Regions from separate parts of the Homo sapiens genome. Here region 2 is linked to region 1. Evidence: read pairs that join two places in POLR2A ChIA-PET (ENCODE). Cell type or tissue: IMR-90. All regions are shown on one strand. Each heading gives the region's core, and the rest is flanking DNA. Links, peaks and the distances in the headings are about the cores only.

The links. ChIA-PET counts read pairs that join two places held together with the same protein. Peaks named below come from ENCODE experiments on the same cell type or tissue, not always from the same donor. Only the 100,000 strongest peaks of a DNase experiment are listed, where the experiment ranks them.
Region 2: POLR2A ChIA-PET joins it to region 1 with 5 read pairs; 1 of 35 experiments calls an interaction of 5 or more read pairs at or near these places.

The regions. Positions count from the first base shown.
Region 1 is chr2:226,330,230-226,338,278 of GRCh38, forward strand. No RefSeq gene overlaps it. Among named protein-coding and RNA genes, the nearest start is that of MIR5702, 320 kb to the right of the region's middle. In IMR-90, for the core only: no CTCF peak of the experiment used is centred there; a DNase peak (open chromatin) is centred at 4,802; H3K27ac peaks cover 255 bases.
Region 2 is chr2:226,974,136-226,982,070 of GRCh38, forward strand. The region is part of intron 8 of RHBDD1 (rhomboid domain containing 1); the gene reads left to right. It also overlaps a transcript of COL4A4 not described here. Among named protein-coding and RNA genes, the nearest start is that of RHBDD1, 140 kb to the left of the region's middle. In IMR-90, for the core only: no CTCF peak of the experiment used is centred there; a DNase peak (open chromatin) is centred at 3,876.

The sequences.
Region 1 (8,049 bases), core at 1,740-6,739:
TAAATAATAAAAATAGAATAGAATAGAATAGAATAGAATAAAACAAAGATGTCTCAATTTGCTTCCATTGACCTAATAAAAGAAATATTTCTAAAAACAACCACAGTGGTTTAGCAGCTGTCTTTATTCACCTTTTCAGCAATGCAGACTAAATGCAGCTGACATTCATGTTGAAATAATTTGAGTATAAATTACTTTCAAATACTTCTTTCTTAAAATAGAGAAGGGTCTGTCCTTCATATTTGAAGATGACATTCATTCTGGTTATCCACAAGGCAGTGTGGTGAAATGGTTTTGTAACACTTATTTTAGTTTTGTTGGAATGTCTTTAACAGTTAAGTTCTTGTAAAAGATAACATAGATTTAACTCTAGGCCTGATAATGGAAATTTGTTTGCCTCCGAGCTAAGTTTATAAAGTGGAACAGTAATAGTACTAAATGAAATAAACTCATGGGGAAACTCCATAGAAAGGACAGAAAATTTCAAAAAGTAACCCCTGGTCTATAGCTTCTGTGTGTTTCTTTTTGGGGGGATGGGGGGAAGCTCTTCCATTTTACTTCATGCATTAGGTGAATCACTCAGTTGTGATTTTTCAGAACCATGTGGCTGTTATGCAGATGCACCTCTTACAGCTGCAAGGATACTTCTAAAAGCTTGGCTTCCCTCTGATTATCTACCCTTAGTCAGCCTGCTCTCTTTTAACCATTCTATGGCTACCAACTTATTGGATCATTTCCTAAAATAAAGCCAAGGGGATCCCTGTAGTAACTAGACTCATAGAAAGAGTTTTCCAGCAGTGGAAACTCTTGGTTCATCCCTTTGGCTGCTTTTGATTCAGATAATGTGCAAGGAACTTCATCGACCAATCTCTATTACAACCACATGGTCAGTTCCCTGAGTAAAGCCAACTGGGATCTTTTTCATTCTTCCAGGTTAAGGCTAAGGAAATTCACATCTTGATGGTCTAAAATTGTCTAGGTATAAGAATTAAGGCAAGAAAAGCTGAAGGAGAAAGGCAGACTTGGCCATAAAACAGGCTCATCCACAGCTTCTAGTGGGAAGACAAGAGTCTGTTGGAAACCAAAGTAGAATCTCTGCACATCTGCACCAAGAGAAACCTTCTGAGAAATGGAGAGCTCAGCTCTGCTTATTAAAATAATTATTATGTCTGTTTAATCATTAATTCTGAATAGTGTTCAAATCACTAGTTCTGAATAGTCATCAAATTAACAAAGTATTATACAAGTTAATACTAATTCAATTGTCTTTAGAGTCATTAAATTGATTTCAGCAGTAAGTAGAAGGGTGGGGGTATTTTATCACAAAAGTATGAAAAGAGGAGAGCCCCAGGAATACTGAAAACAACAATAAAATTTTCTCAATCTTGCCCCATGAAATCCTACTTAAAATAGCTTTAGAGGGTTCACTACATTCTCTATTCTCCTTGAGCAACATTTGGGCAACTTTTTCCCATTGGCCATCAGCAAACACATGGAGGCATGTTTGAGCAGCCTAAAATGATGATCCATACATATTCAGGAACTCCCTAATTATTTCCAGTTAGGCCCACAAAAGTGAAAGACTCCTGAGATGGGCTATAACTCGTATTGTTCTAGGGCTTAGTTGTTGTAACTTTCCCAAACAAAGAAATGGCTATGATTCTGTGCATACGACAGAACTTCTCCATCTGCCATATCTAGGACAGTCATATTATCTGATAATATTAATTTTTGTTAATGCATTAATTATTAACAACATTTAATTATTTAAATAAAGGTGGCTTTGTAACTCAGGAATGGAAAACCAAACAACATATGTTCTCACTGACATGTGGGAGCTAAGCTATGAGAACAAAAAGACATAAGAATGATACAGTGGACTTTGGGGACTTGGGGTTGAAGATTGGAAGGTGGGGTGAGGGATAAAAGACAACATATATGGTGCAGTGTATACTGATCAGGTGATGGATGCACCAGGATCTCACAAATCACTACTAAAGAATTTACTCTTAAACCAAATACCCCCTGTACCCCCAATAACTTATGGAAAAAAATAAAAACAAAGGTGATATTGAATTATTGAATGAATGTAATTCCCCAATACGTTTTAAGGAGGTTGGAGGGTGCTAACCACAGGGCATTTTGCAAGCATTGTAATAAGTTAGGAGAGGCAAATTCTACATATAACGAAGATGAGGGATTTGTAAAATTTGAGAAATATTTGAGAGCAGGAGATTACATTTAGGGAAATCTGAGTGCTTTATGGAAGGAAAGGAAAAGAGACAAAAAGAACCCAGGAACAACAACAACAAAAAAGGCCACTATATGAACTTTTCTAAGTTCTAAATTTTTTTATGAGACAACTCACTCCTCTGCTTTTCCTAGCAGATCTTCAGTAGATTCTATGCTGACCAATGCTTGCTTCTCTCTTATTAGAATAGCAGAGAACATAGACAGATAGTTTCAAGAGGATAATGAAAGGACAACTGACATCTGGGTCACCTATGGTGTGTTTCAGTAGTTTCCGCCATACACCATGTATGATATTAAGCCAATTCTCCAACAGATACTCCATTAATAGCTGAATCCCTTTTTCTCATCCATTATCTTACATTATCTACATTGGTCAACTCTTACATATTCTCTCAACAAATATCCATTGAACACTAACTTTTTAGGGGATACTTAGCTAGATCTTTGAGAAAGTTAGAGTTGAATCAGCCATTTATTTTGCCTTTGAAAGGAAAACAATCCAATAGGAACAGTGAGACCTAGGCACTGGTAACTATAATCCAGTGTAGAAATTGAGAGATGCCGTAAGAATGGGAGATTAAAGCATTTAATCAAAGGGAAAGGAGTTAAGTAAGAATGTGTAGAGGATTTAGGACTTCAGTTGATTCTGAGAGGAGATTTAAAATCAATCAAAATCAATGAGTCAGGTGTTTCCAATAAAACAATGATCTGCAATTCAGAATTTTGTTGTGCTGATGGTTACTGCAATAAAATGTTTCACCCCCTTGCAAGGCTCATAGTCTAAAGGTATAAGATTTGGATAGTAGAACAAATCCATTATGTGATTCACACTCCTACCTATAGCAACCAAATGTGACATGAAGAATAACAAAAAGAAAAAAATCCCGTACTTGGGAGACATTAAACGTACATGTTTTATTAGTCCGTTTCTACACTGCTATAAAGAACTACCCAAGACTGGGTAATTTATAAAGTAAAAATGTTTAATTGACTCACAGTTCTGCAGACATAACAGGAAGCATGACTGGAAGCCTTCAGGAAACTTGCAATCATGGCGAAAGGCAAAGGGGAAGCCAGCACTTCTTACCATGGCAGACCACTAGAGAAAGAGAGAGGAAACTGGGAAGTGCCACACACTAAAAAAAACAGCTCATGAGAACTCACTCACTATCATGAGAACAGCAAGGGGGAAGTTTGCCACTTGACCCAATCACCTACCACCAGGCCCCACCCCTGACACATGGTGATTACAATTCCGGATGAGATTTGAGTGGAGCCAAATCTCATTCCAGATGATAGCCAAACCATATCCCTTTTATTATTTCTAAAGAATGGAGAGGACTGGGTGTGGTAGCTCACACCTGTAATCCCAGCACTTTAGGAGGCCAAGGTGAGTGGATCACCTCAGGTCAGGAGTTCAAGATTAGCCTGGCCAACATGGTGAAACCCAATCTCTACTAAGAATACAAAAAAAAAAAAAAAAAAACAGTAGCCGAGCGTGTTGGCAGGTGCCTGTAATCCCAGCTACTCCGGAGGCTGAGGCAGGAGAATCGCTTGAACCCGGGAGGCGGAGGTTGCAGTGAGCTGAGATCACATTACTGCACTCCAGCCTGGGCAACAGAATAAGACTCCATCTCAAAAAAAGAAAGAATAAAAATACTCATTCTCTATAATCACATAAAATATGTCTCCTCTTTCCAAAACTATGGCATTGCCCTTCCAAAGTGGAAATCAAACTAGGGAACAGAGACTTACAGAAGCTGAAAACTGGTAACTTTAGGGTAGTAATTCTACTAAAATTTTTTAATCTAACTGTCATTTTAATTATAAAATAATAAAAATAATTAGACTACACAGAAAAAGATAAACTCCAATTTAAAATACAACTGTAATGTGGGAGAAAGCAATTTTTCTCAAAGAATATTATTCTAGGCCCTTACTGAATAGTGTGGATAGCATTTAAATTCCTTTATCACAGCTTAAACTGGTGCTGCTTTATAGAAGTGTTCATATCTGTAATGAGGCTCGAACCCCAAACACGAACACATTCAAGCACAAGATAAAGGCAATTGCTGAATATTAATGAATTTATTGTAGGAAGAGCTACTGAGTTTTCACACACTGTCTTATTCAAAGCTGACTCTATTTCAGCAGAACTCTGCCACCATCTGTCATGATACCAAATATGACTGATCATGAAATAAATAAATGACTGAAAAAATGTGTTCAATTATTTCCTTTGGAGCTTACCATACAGCAAGGGTCAATCCAGGCCAACGTTAGTTTGCCACTTTTTCTAGCTTTCTAAGGCTCTCACCACCACTACACTCCTAATAATTATATATTTCCTAATATCGCTAGACCTAATTTTGTGTTTATGCAAAACAGAAATGCAGATCCTGCAGAAGTGTCTCACATTATATAAATTGTAGATACATTAGAACTGATTATTAAGTCCTGGTTTCTTTTCCCTCCCCGACCACAAACACACACACACACACACACACGCATCCTAATTACTGACTACATTTGGGCATGCTAAATAAAATAAACAAATGAGTCAAAAAAATTTAAGCTCCTTATGCTTATAGAAGGGACCTAGGAGTAAAGAGTCAAGAAAGGACAAGCCTGGATCATGGGAATATCGTGCCTGGAGACCTCACATGAGGTCAGTACTTTTGCTGGATTACTTTTAGCTGTCATGCCACGAGCCTTGTCTTATGACATTCCTATTTTTTTGCCACTCAGATGTTGTTGAGAATATTTTTCATGATAGGCACAAAGGTCTCTCTGTGAGCAACCACTGGAGAATGTTTTTTTTTTTTTTTTCATTTCTAGCTCCAACAATAGATGTATTTCTCATAAGTTATTAGCTTTGCTTTTCATCCTACAGGCGATGTAAGTTGTGAAATTCATCACGTTTCCTTTTTTTATATTTACTGCTATGAAACCCAACCCCAGACAAGTCCATGATCCATCTCTTCTGAAAACAGTCTCCCAGATGCCTAGAGCACAGCAATCGAGGGGCCGTTCTCAGGATGCCTCGCTAGCCTCAGATTCTGACCTCACAGCCCAGCAGGTGTGCAGCATGATTGCTAACTGAACTCTCAGTTCACCTTATTTTTTTCTCAGTTCATGATTTCCTCACTTCCATGTATTATTATTTTGTAGGCAGTTTTAATATATCTATCTTCAATCTGAGGAGTGTAAGTAGATTGTTTAAAGCTATAGAAAACCCAATGCTCATCAAAATTTCCCAGTCAAATTTATCTGCTGTATTATTAGGACTTTCAGAGAGATCATGAGCCTACACTGGTATCTGTATCATGTTCACAGATTTGTGCATTTATAAAATTGTTTAGCTAACAAAAAAGTGAGACTGCATATTGCAATGTTTAACCAAGCAGGTTTTAGAGCCAGTTTAATGGAGTTCAACTTCCAGCTCTGTCATTTAACAGCTATGAGACCAAAGGAAAATTACTTAACCTCTCTTGGTTTCCTCATCACATAAAATAAGAATAAAAGTAGTAACTACTTCATAAGGTTATTATGAAGAGCAAATGAATTAGGTGAAAAGATTTAGCATAGTGCCTGGAGGCTGGTAAATAATATAAAAGCATTTATGTCATTGGTGTATCAATCTAAATTCTTCTTTGTGTTGTATCTGGTACATTTAAAACATCTTCTTAACATTCTTACCTATTATGTAAGTATTAAGCATCATTGTGAATAGTTAAAAAATGAAAGTAATCTGCACAGAAAATGAAATAATCCCCCAAATAAAAAAGCGACCTACATAATGGGAGAAAAATATTTGCAAACCGTGTATCTGATAAAAGGTTATTATCCAAAATATACAAGGAACTCAACAGGAAGAAAACAACCAAATTTTTTAAATGAGCAAAGAATCTGAATAGACATTTTTCCAAAGAAGACACACAAACGGCCAACAGGCATACAAAGAGGTGCTCATCATCATGAATCATCAGAGAAATGAAAACCAAAACCACAATAAGATATCACCTCACACCTGTTAGGATGGTTATTATTAAAAGAAAAAGAGATAACGAGTGTTGGTGAGAGTATGGAGAAAAGGGAACCTTGTACACTGTTGGTGAAATTGTAACTTGGTATAGCCATTATGGAAAACAGTATGGAGGTTTCTCAAAAAATTAAAAATAGAACTACTCCAGCAATCCCACTTCTGGGTATATATCTAAAGGAAATAAAATCAGCATTTTTGAAGTTAAGTTATAAGATGTTATCTTTTATATAAATATTACCATATAAGTTTATAGTATATTTATAGTTTATAATTTTATAATATATTATATATTAAAATATCTTTTATATAAATATTTTAAAGATAAAAAGATATTTTATCATGTAAAATCAGCATCTATACCACCATGTTCATTGCAGCATTATTCACAGTAACCAAGATGTGTAAACTACCTAAGAGCCGATCAATAGATAAAGAAATTGTAATATACCAAGAGATGAATTTTTTCTTTTCACCTCTTGGCATAATGCTATTTAAAAGGCTTGTATTTTCTCTTTATACAATTTTCACCTTTACTTTCAAAGTGTTTTGTTGTATTTGGCTATTGCAGAGAACGCATTGTCCTATCATTTGTAAACTTGGTCTGCTTTCTACGTTCATGGTATGGAAATGATGTGATTCTTTGTACAGTTTATGCTGATGTTCCTTGTAATGCAGTAGAGGCTATTTTGCCTTCCCTCTTCTTTCTCATCATTTTGTAAACTCCATAATTATGAAGTGATTGCTTGAGAAAATAACATATAAACATAGAATAGAGTAGACTGACCAAGATGGTTTACAATTTCTTTTTTTAACTGGGTTATTCTGTATTTCTGAACCACTTGGCAGAGAAATTCGCAATACTTAATGTTCATATTTTGAGTAAAGGAAGCTAAAACCATCTTTTCTTTTTGGTACTACATGCATTAGCAAAAGGTTAGGTAAGTTTGTGAAGTCATATTTAACATCTCAAAAAATAATCTTGCGTGTTCCATAGTTTTGTATTAAATCGGTCATGTCATAGGCACTACGTCAAGTACAAATAGGTTGTTTACTTGTTTACAGTCGTATAGTAACAAATTCTCCCTCACAGCTTCAGATTGGTATCTATAGACTTATAGTTCAAATACAATACCTGAATATCCCAAGTAGTTCTTCCTAAACCCAGTTGAGCATAGAAGAGATGTAACAGGGAGGTGCAGTGTGTGGAAGCTGCAAACAAGTAGGCCAAAATGAAAGGAATCTACACAGAAAATGAAATAACCAACACAAAAAAGAAACCTGCAGAATGGGAGAAAATATTTTCAAACCATGTATCTGATAAAGGGTTATTATCCAAAATATACAAGGAACTCAACATCAAGAAAACAAATAAACCAATTTTTTAATTGGGCAAAGACCCTGATTAGATAGAGTTTGAATCTTGCACTGGTAATATACCAGAGCCCTATTAGTTTAGTGATTAGGTATGAGGATAGGAAACACTTTCTGTAATCATATGAAAAAGCTGAATAAACTTAAAGTGAACATTTTTTTAGACCCAAGTAAAAGGAAAGAATAATCACCCAGAGAAGTCTCCACAGAAAAGGCCTAGAGAAAAAGAATTTACCAGAACCTTATTCAAGCCAGGAAGACATCTGTCCCCAACTAGTCCTCTCTAGCTTTCCTGTCTCACTAGGGAAGGGAACCATGGAAAAATACTTGGGAAGATCACAGCCCAGAGACACAAGTCAAGAAAAATACCAAATCAAGGA
Region 2 (7,935 bases), core at 1,288-6,287, 640 kb after region 1:
TCTGAGTCTTCTCTGCCCTGTGCATAGAATGTGGGAAGGTTCCGCTGAAGAGGGACTTGAGCCCAGAGTGTTGTATGGGTGTTGCCCTTTTTTTATTTTATTTTATTTTATTTTATTTTTGAGACAGAGTCTCGCTCTGTCGCCCAGGCTGGAGTGCAGTGGTGTGATCTCGGCTCATTGCAAGCTCCACCCCCTGGGTTCACGCCATTCTTCTGCCTCAGCCTCCTGAGTAGCTGGAATTACAGGCGCCCACCACTGGGCCTGGCTAATTTTTTGTATTTTTAGTAGAGACGGGGTTTCACCGTGTTAGCCAGGATGGTTTCGATCTCCTGACCTCATGATCCACAGGTCTTGGCCTCCCAAAGTGCTGGGATTACAGGCGTGAGCCACCGTGCCCGGCCTGGGTGTTGCTCTTTTTAGTCCTGACTGTCAAGGTATTAACTTCTTTAGAGTCACTTTTTCGTTGAACAAGGATGTACAAAAGAGACATCTAGTTATTACATTCTTCTGGTTTGGTTCTAAAATAAATGGGAAGGTACCTGTGGAAGTGATTTGTATAGATTTCCAGGCACCAGGATCCTCTTTAGTGTCCCGCACCCAAGAGCAGGGTGGATACTCCCTGCAGGCTGAGAGTCGTGAACTGTACAGTGCTGAGAGTCGTGAACCATACAGTGCTCACGGTGTCATCGTATAATTGGAGATCACTCTTTTCAGGTACCTCGCCAGTGCGTGGCTCAGGGACATCCTGGAGATCTTGGTGCTCCCATTACCATTTTCAGGCCATGTATCTCTTCCAGGCTGTGCTCCTGTGGCACAGATGAGGCCTAGTTCCACTGCTCTGATGGCCACACGTGAATCAGCAGCAGTGACTCCTTGGTACGTGGAGAGAACTGGGACTCTTAGTGGGTAGCAAGGAAATTATGTTTTTAAAACCACCAGCTCCTCCTTCCATTTAGTTGGCAGTTCCATTTCTAATATAAAATCTTTCAGATCTGAGCTCTCCTAGGGCCTCCCAAGATTTAATATGGTGCCCCAGAATGATAAATGAGAATAAAGAGAAACTCTTCATAACAGGACCATGTAGAAAAGGTGGAATCGATGCCCCTGAGGTAATTAACTTGATTGTGGTACTCATTTCACTACACACACAAACACACACACACACATCTATAAATACATATATAAAATCATCACGTTGTACACCTTAAACTTATACAATTTTATTTGTCAATTAGACCTCAATAAAGCTGGAGGTGAGGGAGGCCCGAACTCAATGACAGTTTGCTTTCCTCAGAATGGCCATGGGGTGAGGGAGGGCCCCACTCCTAGAGGGAGCAACTTCTTGATTTTCCTCATTCTTATTTCCCCCTCGGGCCACCCAGAAGCCAGGCCAGTCCTACTCAGATGATAGAAAACCTTATTAGCCCTCCTAATGAAATGGGCAGTTTGGTACAGAAGAGGGGAATCTGCTTGGATTTAAAGATGGCGTCAAACTATTGTCCAATGCAGGGAAATACATTTATTTCTACATGCAGAAGGAACTCATTAAAATCTGTTAGGCTTGGAATTTTCGACAATGATTTGTACATAAACTCCTTAAGTATTGCCTTGTGTACTGACATATTAAAAGTTATGATGATGCTTAGGAACTACAGATTATTTAGAAAATGTTTGAAAAGAGATAATACACAAAAGCAAGATTTCATTGTCACCAATAGATAGCAGGCAAGATTACCTTGTCCCTCTGAGGGTTCTGATTGAGTGCATTTGGCTGCAGGAGTAATGTAAGTGGCCCCAGGGTTGTTGTGTTCTGTATCTAGATCTGGGGAACAGTCACACTCATGGTTCCAGTTGAAAATAGGTCTCCTGCCCCCATTAGCATAGCAGGGCCTGTCTGGTCACAAGTCCTGGCTGTTTGGTTTGGAGACTATGTGCAGTATGGATTGGAGCAGAGGTACAAAGCCCCAAGTTTTTGGTACTAGGGACACTTGGAAGGTGTGAGAGCACAGCCTGCTCTTCCCTCAAGGCCAGCCCAAACTTAGCAGCCAAGCAGGGCTTCTGGGGCAGTCCAGGTGTGGAGCTCTTGTCCATTGTCACTTAAGTCCTCTGTCACCTTGTCTGTGTCCTCTGGTCATACTAGATCTTGGATATGCCCACCCCCCTGGAGACACCACTAGACAAAGAGAAATGAGGATGTCTAGTCAGTGACTTCCCAAGTCCAAGTCGAGACGTCTGCTTCAGCTGCTTTGACATGCAGCAACATCAAAGGAGCAGTACCCCAATATAGTAACAATTTGTTGTAAATTATCAAAATGTGTGAGCTTTACCCACGCCTCCTTACCTGGAAACCCTCCCCTGCCTTTTCCTCTTCTTTGACTATCCCATCTTCACTGTGTAGGAGACTCACCACCGTATACTGATGAAGAATGCACACAGTTCCGTGTGGTGCTGCTGCTACCTTAAGCTCATCTAGAACACTTAGAGGAAGAGAAGAGACCCCAGTCCAACTTCACACATCAGGCTATTGTCTCATTTTGAGAGGAGGAGAGAAGGGAGGGTTAGGAGTACCTTAACGGGGCCTGGGTGTGGCTTCTAAGTGCTGCAGGCACAAGGTACTATGACTTGGGCCTATCGGGTAGGTGTCTGGAGTGAGGCCTCTTGGCCCTGGGTCACAAGGGCAGTGATAAATTTCAGTGACCACAATACTGCTCTGATATTTTTCCCCACTTGGTGGCATTTTATATATAAAACTGAGGCTTCATTTATTTTGACCCCCTCCTCCCATTGAAAGAGCCATTATCTATTTCTTAGAGGCCCCAAACAAACAGGGTGGATGGCAGAGGCCTCTTGTCTGGCACAAGACTCGGGTTCCTGGTTTACCCTTCAGGCTGGGATAAGGCTGGCCTCACAAGTGAGACTCAGAAACAAGCCACTGCTCTCATGAATGCCTGTCTTCATGGAAAAAGGGATCTTTTTGGTCATTTGTTTCTGTGCCTTTGTTCTGGAAATGAGGAACTTGAGGCCCAGAGAAGTCAAGGAGCATCATTGGATGTCTCGCGTCTCTGGTTTCCCAGTTCAGTTTGTGTCTCCCCTTCGGCAAGCTCCCCCTCCCTTTAGTTTTGCATTTAACACAGTCTTGCCTTCATGACTGCCGCCTCCTTTTTTTCTGTAAACACAAATATGAAGTGTATTTGCTTTGCTTTTCAGCCTTGTCTGCCCCACTGAGTGTCCGAAATAGCCGGCTGGAATTCATGAGAATGTTACGTCTTCAGATGTTTATAATCCAAAAGAATCCCTTATGGTTTTTAATAATAAAACAACTTAGATGTCGGTATTTTGTGTTGGAAAGGCGAGCAAAGTTCACAATGCAGCAATTACAATGCAGTGCATTATGTATAATTTGTAGCCTGCCCCAGGAGCAATGGTGAACCGTGAAACACCATCCTGGCCCTGTAGCATAATTAGCAGGATCAAACGCTGCACAGGGAGAAGCATAATAGTTGTCATCCGAGGTAAATAAAAGTAAGGAAAAGTTCTGATACACCCCAAATTATATAAAGAGCAGCCCCTATATCAGGCTGCAAATATGTCAAGAGTCTTCATTGCTAATTGAAGAAATCTTTTGAGGTTTAGCAGCTCATAAATTCACACTGGGAATTGGCCTATTGTTCTAAGTCTTGTCTTTGGAATGTAACAGTTGTACTTTTATATTGAGTTCCTCCAATAGTACCATTGTAAACATGAAGAGTTTGCATTTTAACGTAAATTTGAACAATGTGGTTTTAAAAGAGTTCACCACATCAAAAAGAGGCTGTTTGGGCATGTTTTATGCATTCTTTTCTCTATAGTATTTAAAGCTATAAATGACTCATAGAAGTATGTTCCATTTAGATCTGTCATGTTGGTGTAGTGTCCTCACTGGAGCTTGTACTGCCCTTATTTTTTTCTACTGTGAGATAATTATCTGAAAACAGGTCTAGGCCTTTTGCCAAGTCACTTGCCCTTAATCTGTCTTCAGATCCATAGAAACAATTCTAGAACGCTGTTACACTTGGACTAAACAGCAACACATTTTGTGCCTTTTCATGATCATCTTTTTTTTAAAATTCAAATATTCAATTTGTACTCTTTTTTCTCCATGTACCAATTACAACCCTTCCTATAGCCTGCTAGCCCCCCATTAAAAATCTCTAATTTTTTGCCAAGCCACTAGTTGGAGTAGAGAAAGGTTGGATGGTAAAGGGAAACATGTGTGTACTGGTGTCCAAAGCAAACTGGCGGAATATGAAGAGTGCTGGGCTTGGATCTGACCCCTGGACATATGGACCATACCGTTTTCTGGTGTGAGACCTCAAGAAACTGCCCACCTACGTCGAGCCTCAGTCTTTACATCTGTATAATGAAGGCAATATTTAGCACTCTACACCTCCTTCCATTCCTGCATTTGTTCATTTATTTGTTCATCCCCAGGCATAGAATGTGGACATAAACCCTCACTGTCCTTGCCCCCATGGAGCTCACAACGCAGTGAGAATGCACGCTGTCAAAATGATTAGATTCACGAGTAATCACTAACCATGGCATCATGTGCTGTGAAGGGAGGGGATCCTGTGAGAGCTTCAGGCAAAGGACCCTCACTGGGGGTGATCAGAGGACACAGTCACTTCCCTGGAGAAGTTGTGTTTGAGCCAAGAGCTAGAGGACATGAAGCAAGGAGAGATGTTTGTTTTTGAAAAGCTCTCCCAGCTACTGTGTGGAGAATGGCTGGTAGGAAGACAGGAGCGAGTGTGGGGAAATGGTTTAGGGTTGTGTTAGAGTTCTTCAGAGGGACAGAAACCAATAGGATGTAGGTATGTATAAAAAAGAGTTTATTATGGAGAATCAGCTAAGTGATTACAAGCAAAGTCCTATGATAGGCCATCTGCGGGCTGGGGAAAGAAAGAAGCTATTCGTGTGGCTCATTCCCAGTCCAAAAGCCTCAAAACAAAGGAAACCTGCAGCGCAGCCGTCAGTCTGAGGCCCAAGGCCCAAGAGCCCCCAAGAGGCCACTGCTGAAAGTCCCAGTGTCCAAGAGCTGAAGAAACTGCAGTCTCATTGTTGTAGGACTTTCTCCTCAGTTCAGCTAAAAACTAGGTTCTTGTCACACAACCAGGAAAGATAAGGCTTATGGACACATAGAAGGGTGAGAAAAGCAGAATTTATTGGGTGAAAAAAGGAAAAAACTCAGCAAAGCAAGATGGTTCCTGTTAACAGGCCCCCATCTCACCAATTGAATCCCAGGTCACCACCCAGGAACAGGAGGGGCCAGGCTCCTCCCCCCTGCAAATGGCTGGAACTTCCCGAGACCCCACCCCATCCTCCCATTGCACAGGTCAGTTGGAGATTCTCTAGGAGCCCGTTTTACTTGGCTGGCTCATCATATTCAAAGGCAGGAGGAGAGGAAGCAAGCATCCCGCACAGGAGGAGAGAGGAAGAGCAAGAAGACTCAGCAGGCTGGGTACCCTTCTACCGTCTGCCCTGTTCTAGCCATACTGGCAATCCACTGGATGGTGCCCACCCACATTGGGGCGCATCTTCCTCTCTCAGTCGCCTGACTTGAATGTCGGTCAGTCTCTGGCAACTTTCAGAAACACCCAGGAGCACTGCTTCACCAGCCATCTAGTCATCCCTCAAGCCAGTCTAGTTCACACCTACATTAACCATCACAGCGGTTTAGGCACTGGTCTAGGCCCATGATACAGGTGACTCAAACATAGTTGGTGACAGGACAGATAGAGAACAATGGACAAATTTGGGAATGTTCAGGTTAAAATGACAGGTTTTGATGGATTGAATTTGGGGACAGGACGAGTGGAAGAGGAAGGTGTCAAGGAAGACTCTAGGGTCTGGGCTTGTGTGACTAACCAGAGGGATAGTGGGGGCATTTCTGAGAAGGGCAGCCTGGAAAGGGGGTCATTAGTGTAACAGTCAGCACCACTTACCTTTCATTGCTTTGACCCAGGTGCTCATATCCTTTAATTCATTTGGTCCTCAGAACACACCCATGAGCTAGATTTTACAGATAAGAAAATTGAGGATCAGTGAATAAAGTAGCTTATCCTAGGACACAAAATAAGAGGCAAAGCCAGTATTCAACCTCAGCTCTTTCTGATTCAGAACCCATGCCCTACTCTCGTTCCCCACCAGAGCGAGGTAGCAGAAGGGCAGCTTTGTAAGACACCGGTATCCACTCCAGATTTGGTAAGCAAGGTTCTAAGCAGAATGAAATGCCTGGAAGAGAAAACGGGAGATTTGGGGTGTGGTTCTGTGCCTCTTAGCTCTTAGGAAAACCATTTACCTTCTCTGAACTTCCATTTCCCATCTCTGACATGAGCAAGTCAGATCTACCATCCTGAAGACACCCCTCGTGTTCTGGAAATGCATGATATTTATGATGTCATCCTGGATGCATCTCATACACAGTCTCCCATCCACACTTAATTAAATCTGTAGGGTTCCTTATGGTCTTAAAACCATATAGTCCTTTCTCTGCTAGCTTTTTATCTGGCCAAAGCACATATTTAGATACTTCCAATGAAGTTCAGAGAGCAACATATTCCTCTTCCCTTATCTAAATCTTCAGTTACCCAAGATGAGCCTAATTCTAGGTTCCTAACTTGGGATTGATGTTTAAAAAATTTAGTTCTGGAGTTTTCTTTTTCTGTTCATAAAATGTTTTATTTTACTAGAATTTATAAATAATTAATGTCTATTAATAGGCATGTAGGAATAACTCATTTTTTGTTGTTATTGAATATCTCTCCGTAGCAGAGACCATTTTAAAATAATTTCTGAGTTTAATTCTAGTTCAGTTTGAGACTGAGGCAGGCCATTTCAAGGGTGTAAAACCAGTCTGAGACACTCCTTGGCCTTCCTGAGGCTGGATGGGCTTGTTTGTAAGAGATGTTAGGTTTCCATCACTCTGAGTAAACTATCACAAGGACAGAAAACCAAACACCGCATGTTCTCACTCATAGGTGGAAATTGAACAATGAGAACACTTGGACACAGGGTGGGGAACATCATACACTGGGGCCTGTCATGGGGTGAGGGATGGGGGAGGGATAGCACTGGGAGAAATACCTAATGTAAATGCCGAGTTGATGGGTGCAGCGGGCCAGCATGGCACATGTATACCTATGTAACGAGACCACACATTGTGCACATGTACCCTAGAACTTAAAGTATAATAAAAAATAAATAAATAAAGGAGCTCATTGAACTTCAAAAAATTTTTTAAAAAAGGAGCTCATTGAACTTCAAAAAAAAAAAAAAGATGTTAGTTTTCAGTCACAGGATTGTCTCCTGCCTCTGTAGGTTAGCACACACAAGCACACACTCATGCAAACACATGCAGGCACACACATCCATGCACTCATCCACATGCACACACATACACACACACACACACACTTTCTCTAATGGGGAACAAGATTAGGATTTGGGAGAGGGATAATGAGTTAATCAGACCTAAAAGAACACACAAAAAGTGGTTAATTAGACTCAGGGTTAAATGCCATCAAATACAGAAACAGGCGTGGTTTTAAAATGACCATCATACTTCTCAGACAGTTTTTCACATCACAGAAACTGGCTTCCCAGCCACCACAATTCTAGGCTAACTCTGACCCACATAAGAATTTCTCAGCTCTGGGGTGCAGAGAGCAAGGGCTCCTGCTTGTTTGTGCATTTCTCCAGATGGCTTCTCACTGCCACGTATCTCATGGAGCTTATCTACTCCAAACAGATAAAGGTTGCATCGCCCTCATGGTCCAAGTTATCTAGACCTTTGTGGAGAAGCCCACCCTGGTTTCCTAAACCACAAGCTGCTGCCTCTCAAAATTCATGGCTATCATACTTTTGATAAGTATATCATTCCTCTTTCACATATTTTCA